Regions from separate parts of the Mus musculus genome. Here region 2 is linked to region 1. The links are chromatin contacts, found by POLR2A ChIA-PET in ENCODE. All regions are on one chromosome and are shown on one strand. Each heading gives the region's core, a stretch centred on a gene start or an enhancer-like site at or near the end of the contact. The rest is flanking DNA. Distances are from core to core; before and after follow the strand shown. Region 1 holds the start of Serhl (serine hydrolase-like). Region 2 holds the start of Poldip3 (polymerase (DNA-directed), delta interacting protein 3).

Region 1 (3,107 bases), core at 550-3,049:
ATGGGGGCTCTGGCTCACCTGTTGCCACCCTTCGGACCTCACTCACAAAATTTTGCTGGTAGTACGGGAGGCCTGGGTTGTAATGGGACGAGAGCCCGTGGCCTCCGAAATCCATAGCCATGTAACAGAAGTCTGCAGCAGGGAAGAGGAAGAGAGGGGCTCGGCATGGCTGCCGTCACCCCTCCACGGCCCTTCAGCCCACGGCCCTACCTTGGGGAAGAAGAGGAATGAGCCTGTCAAAGGAGTTGGCGTTGTCCAGCCAGCCGTGTAAGCAGAGAACTGGAGGGTTCTTCTGGGAGCCCCAGACTTTGAGAGCAATGTGGCCCCAGGGCACAGCCAACTTCAACTCTGAGTGCAAACCTGCAAGGCAGATCTGGTCTGTCAACCCCTGCATCCAGGAATCCGGCACTTCCTAAGCCCCTATGAGTGCACCAAGAGGCACAGGCGCCTGAGCTACTGGCCTATGTCTAAGCTTTAGACAGACTGATTGCCAGATAACAGGGAAAGACAGCTTGGGTCCCCTGGATGAGAAAGATCTGAATAGGTTTTTCAGGATATAGCTCATTGGTTTTTAGGGCAGAACTGGAAGGAGTAGGTTGGGGGCTGCCGGCTTGAACCCTGACACTTGTGGGCTGTATGACCTTGGCTTGCCTAAAACCTCTCCATCTTCAGTTTCCCTTTCTGTTAAACAGGAGCAAATAGAGAATAATGCCTCATAACTATATGGGACCCATTCCAAGAGCCCCTGTAGATACCTGAAACTTCAAGCAGTAACAGACCCCATACACTGAATGCTACCTATAACAATAATTATACATGCCTGTTATCCCAGCCCTTAAAAGGTAGACATGGATAGACGATAAAACATTGTCTCATAAAACTTCAAATCAACAAAATAAAACAAATATACTACAATTTGTGCAGCACTGACTCTAAAATATTATTATGAGAACCAAGTGTATTAATCACACCTATAAGCCTAGCCTAGTCCTGAGGAGGTAGAGGCAGGAGGATTTCGGCCACTTAAGGATAGGCTGGTCTAGGGAGTTCCAAGCCAGCTAAAGCTACATACAGTAAAATGGCTGAGGGTTTTAAGACACTACTCAGAGTACCATGCTGCTCAAAACTGGTCTGTGCCCTCACATTTTGGACCTTAGGAAACTGAACCCTTGGAAATCGAAACTGGGAGATCACCGTGGCCAGCTTTTCCTATACCTTCGGAGCCGATGCCAGACACTTTATACTCTATCTATCTATCTATCTATCTATCTATACACCGTGAGTTGGAGAGTTGGGCCACTGCTGTTCTCAGTGCACAGATCACGAAACTGAGGCACAGGAAAGGGAGAAGGGGAGGAAGGAGAGGGGGAGAGAGTCAGCTTGACTCCAGGGCTCCATCTGGGCCTCTTCAAGTCAGATGTGCTCCAGAGCTGACCTTCTGCTGCTGTTGGACCCAAAGAGCAACCCCAAATAGCAGCCTAGGACTCAGCGGCCATCAGGAGCCCCGAGTCTGGCTCTGCTAGATCCCAGTGCTGCCCACTGAGCCTGGGAGAGGGCGATGAGCGTCCACTCCACCAGCTCAAGTAAGCGAGTGGGAGCACTCGTCGGCCTCCCCCTTCCCACTCCAATCTAAGGGGCCCTGAGGGACATTTTCACCCATTGCTCTGGTCGGTGAGGCTGTCACTCCTCGCTGAGGAGGTCACAGGAACTGGAAGGACTCAGAAGCTCACGCCCCGCCTCTTGCGTCCCGCTCAGGACTTTCCCTCCAGGTCCTTCCCGTCCCCACCGGCTTCCGTCTCCTTAGCCCCAGTTTTAGCGCCAGCCCCGCCCCTTCAAGCGACACCGCCCACCGAGGCCCCGCCTTCCTGCGGCCGGCCCGGGACTTTCAGGAGGATCTCAGGGCTGCTCAACTCCTGGCACATTGCTGTGCTGCTACGGTGGGATGGTGTCAGAGCTAGCAGAGAAGTAAGTCTCTGGAGGACAAGCTTTGACAGGCTCAATACCTGGGCATCCCCGCATGATTACCACGAGCTAGACAAGGCCCCGGTGGCCCCACAGTGAGGAAAGCTCCCTCGAGGATCCTCTCTGATTCCCACAGAAATGAGACGACTGTTTCACAGTGTTTCATGCCTCCCCACCGTGTCCCCACGGTGGCTGCGGTCCCTCAGCAGTGCCTGGCGCTATCCAGCTTTGATAATTGATTGCACGGCCTGAATGAATAAATGAATGTATAAAGCGAGGGCTCTGGCAGAAACCATCCCCAGGCAAGGAAGGACTGAAAACAGTTTCAGTCCCGAGAAGAACTCAGAGTCAGACTGTGGGCACGGGGTGCATTCAGGAGGCTGGGAAAGGCCTGTGGGTTTTTGGAGGCCAGCCTGGAATACACTGCAGGACTCTCCAATGACCAAAACTCATCCTAAAGCTAACCCTAGCAATCCAATCACAAACATTCCTAAAATGGACACATACAAGCACTACCTTTTAAATTAAAAGCAGAAATCTTGAGCTTTTAAATTTACCAGGTGGGCTCTCTGGAACAGCGGGAGATATTCCCTATCATTGTTGTAGCTGGCGAACCACAGACCTGGGCACTGAGCGGAATCAGTGTGGTGAGTTCCCCAAAGGGGTGACAGGGCAAACCCTGAGCATCACAGGCTGTAGTAAGGGGAGGGAGGGGAGGCTGGGCAGAGCCACTGTGGAGAGAAATTTGAGGCTGAAAAATAGGCCAACGTAGATGAGGGGCTGGAAAATGGGGCCGCCTGGTTGTGACAGGACTTTTCTGAGTGGTTTCACTCAGAGGTTAGGAGCTGGGAACACACCACGCTTTTCTGTTCTATTCTTTGGTTTTTGGAGACAGGGTTCGAACTCACTCCATAGCTGAGGGTGACCTTGAATTGAGCCGCCTCCCTCCCTCTCCAGAACACTGGGGTTGCACGCCTGGTTTATGCACTGCTGGGGGTCAAACACGTGGATGCATGCATGCCAGGCAAACATTCTACCAACTGAGCTACATCCCCAGCCCTTTGAGAACACTTCTGTTGGGTCCAATCAGTGGCATCTATCGGTGGAGAACACACTTTGATTCTCGATAGATAAGGGTCTTCACT
Region 2 (2,794 bases), core at 109-2,608, 49 kb before region 1:
ACATGTACATTTTTTTTAAATGTTCCATATGGCAGATAGTTTTTTTTTTTTTTTTAGATTTATTTTATTAATATATGTAAGTACACTGTAGCTGTCTTCAGACACTCCAGAAGAGGGAGTCAGATCTTGTTGCGGATGGTTGTGAGCCACCATGTGGTTGCTGGGATTTGAACTCTGGACCTGCGGAAGAGCAGTCGGGTGCTCTTACCCACTGAGCCATCTCACCAGCCCCAACATGTACATTTTCAAGGGAACATGAGAAACTGACCCAAGAGCATCATGTTTTTATTTTTGAAAAAATTATCTATTTTTATGTTTATGAGTGTTTTGCCTGTATACACATATATGTATGTATGTATGTATGTATGTATGTATGTATGTATATGTATGCAATAGCCTGGGAGGTCAAGAAGGCATTGAATCTCCTGGCACTGGAGTTACATGTGAACTTCCATGTGAGTGCTGAGAACCAAACCCAGGTAGATCCTTTGCAATATCAGCAAGTGCTCTTAGCCGCTCAGCGGACCAGCTTCTAGAAATTCTGTCTCAACAATGAGAAACTATCCCATAGGTCAAACACTAACATGTCAGTTAAGAGACCACCTTCATTTGCCTCATTTACACAGTCAGGAGGCAAACGGAAAGGTGACTAGTCTAGGCATCAGAAACTGAGCACGACCTTACAACGTAGACGACCTTACAACATGGGCAGTTATGTCCAGGCATGATCAATTGAAATTGAGGTACATAGCAGTAGGAGAACAACAGTCCCATCTTGTCTGAAAAACAGTAAGAGAGAGGCTGGAGAGGTGGGGCGCGCTCACGCTCACACACCAGGTAGGGCAAAGGCAGGCATCAACATACGACTTGCAACCACTAGCACCTGAGAGCAACCATTCAGAGGAGCTGCTAAGCTTTCTATTCTTGTAGAATTAGGGGGTCGGGCAGATCGCGTCACCCAGGCATCCCGCAAAGTAGGCGGGTCGCCTCAGATTGCAACCTATACCCGCTCAAAAATTCTTCTCACATAAGCAGTGAGGACTCGGGCGTCACCCCGAATCGTTATTTTCCTTACTCATAAGTTTAAGGCATGAGGAACGTGTCTACGTTCCTCAGGGGTAAGAAATTATATTCTCATTACAAGTATGGTGAGTGTCCGATCGGCTGTATGACTAAAAGACTTGTCCTCTTGATAATGCTTTTTAATGGTTTATGATCGATATAATTCTAATTCCTCATTAGCAAAAGGAGGAGGGGGGAGAGAGAGCCCATAAGGCTCCGGACTCCTCCATGCAAATTAGAAGCGAGCACCGCAAAGGCTCACGGGGAGAGAGGCTCCACCCCTTCCGTCTCGAGCTTTTCGTTTGAGCTGTCGCGAGAGTTGGCCGTCCGGGTTGCCGGAAGCCGCTCTTGACTCCGGCCGCGGGGCGGGCTCGCCGCAGTCGGCTTCTCCTCCGTTCTCCGCTAGCTGCGCGCCGCAAGATGGCCGATCTCTCGCTGGACGAGCTCATCCGGAAGCGCGGGACGGCGGCCAAGGGACGGTGAGCGGCCCTTTCCCTTTTCCTCGAGGCTCGTAGGGGCCTCGCTGCTTCTTGGGGTTCGGGGGCGGAGGAGGGAGCGGCTCCGGGGGGCGACGCCGCTTGCGCCCGCCCCCTGCGTCCGCCGCGCTCCTTATTGGCCCGGCCGCGCGGGCCCAGCTGCTGGTCGGTCCACTGGCTGCTGGGCCCGGGAGGCCCGGGAGGCCCGATCGCAGGCGAGCCGAGGGCTGGGCGGGCCAGGGCCTTGCTCCCCGGAGGATCGGGTCCGGGGGGACCACGGTGGCGCCGTCTCCGCTCGGCCTTTAGGTCCTGGGAGTTAAGAGGGCGGAAGTTGAGCGGAGGAGCCGCCAGCCCAGAGCTGTTTATGGCCAGTTCTGCTGGTTCTCCTATGCCACGGTGCTTAGCCCGACCCGTTTTAAGCAAAGAGCTCTTTCATAGGCGAGACGCCTTGTTCCTTTCACTGTGATATCTGTAATGGTTGTCTGATCGTTTTGTTTTCTCTTGAGGCCGGCTTTCACATAGCCGGAGCGAGCCTCGAACTCGCTGCGTCTCCGAGGCTGGCCTTAAAACGCCAAGAGTCTCCCTCCTCCTCCCGTTTCTCAAGGGCTGAGATGACAGGCCAGTTTGTTTCCGTTTTGAGAGCCGGCGTCCTCCATGTTATCCAGGAACTCCTGATCTCAAATCCATCCTCCTGCCTCAGTCTCTTGAGTAGCTGGTGCTCCAGGCGCTCCGCTGTTGCTTAACTATTTTATTCCGCATTTCACAAACGGGAAAGCTGGAGCCAGAGAGAAAGACTTTCCCAAGGCCACCGAGTGCCCCAACTGAGTTGGCCTCAGGCAAAGACAGACAAAACAGTTCCAAGAGGGTGGCATTGGCATTCATGGATGTATGCCCTGATGTCTTAAGTGAGACAGTCAGACTCAACATACTCTTAAACATCGATAGCCATTTCTAGCTTTTATAAATGTGCAGGTGAAAAAGTGGTTAAGTCGGCCCGTGGTCAGCAGGCATATAGATACACTGCTGTAGGTGTCAGGAACTGTTTTCCTGGGGCTGGAGAGATGGCTCAGCAGTTAAGACACCAACTGCTCTTCCAGAGGTCCTGAGTTCAATTCCCAGCAGCATGGTGGCTCACAACCATCTGTAATGAGATCTGATGTACTCTCTTCTGCTATGTTTGAAGACAGTAACAGTGTACTCACATACATAAAATAAATAAACCTTTTTATTTTTTTAAGGAACTGTTTTCCCAGACA

The links. ChIA-PET counts read pairs that join two places held with the same protein, here RNA polymerase II (POLR2A).
Region 2: POLR2A ChIA-PET joins it to region 1 with 99 read pairs in embryonic stem cell. The contact joins the promoter of Poldip3 here to the promoter of Serhl in region 1. POLR2A ChIA-PET finds 5 or more read pairs at or near these places in 4 of 5 experiments (Patski and embryonic stem cell).

The regions. Positions count from the first base shown.
Region 1 is chr15:83,098,897-83,102,003 of GRCm38, reverse strand. It overlaps Serhl (serine hydrolase-like), which reads right to left and starts at 1,799. Exons shown (of 12, transcript NM_023475.3): 1 at 1,657-1,799; 2 at 211-360; 3 at 19-132. The coding sequence starts at 1,660.
Region 2 is chr15:83,147,942-83,150,735 of GRCm38, reverse strand. Poldip3 (polymerase (DNA-directed), delta interacting protein 3) reads left to right here and starts at 1,358. Exons shown (of 9, transcript NM_178627.4): 1 at 1,358-1,541. The coding sequence starts at 1,483. Rnu12 (RNA U12, small nuclear) reads right to left here and starts at 1,091; the gene lies at 942-1,091.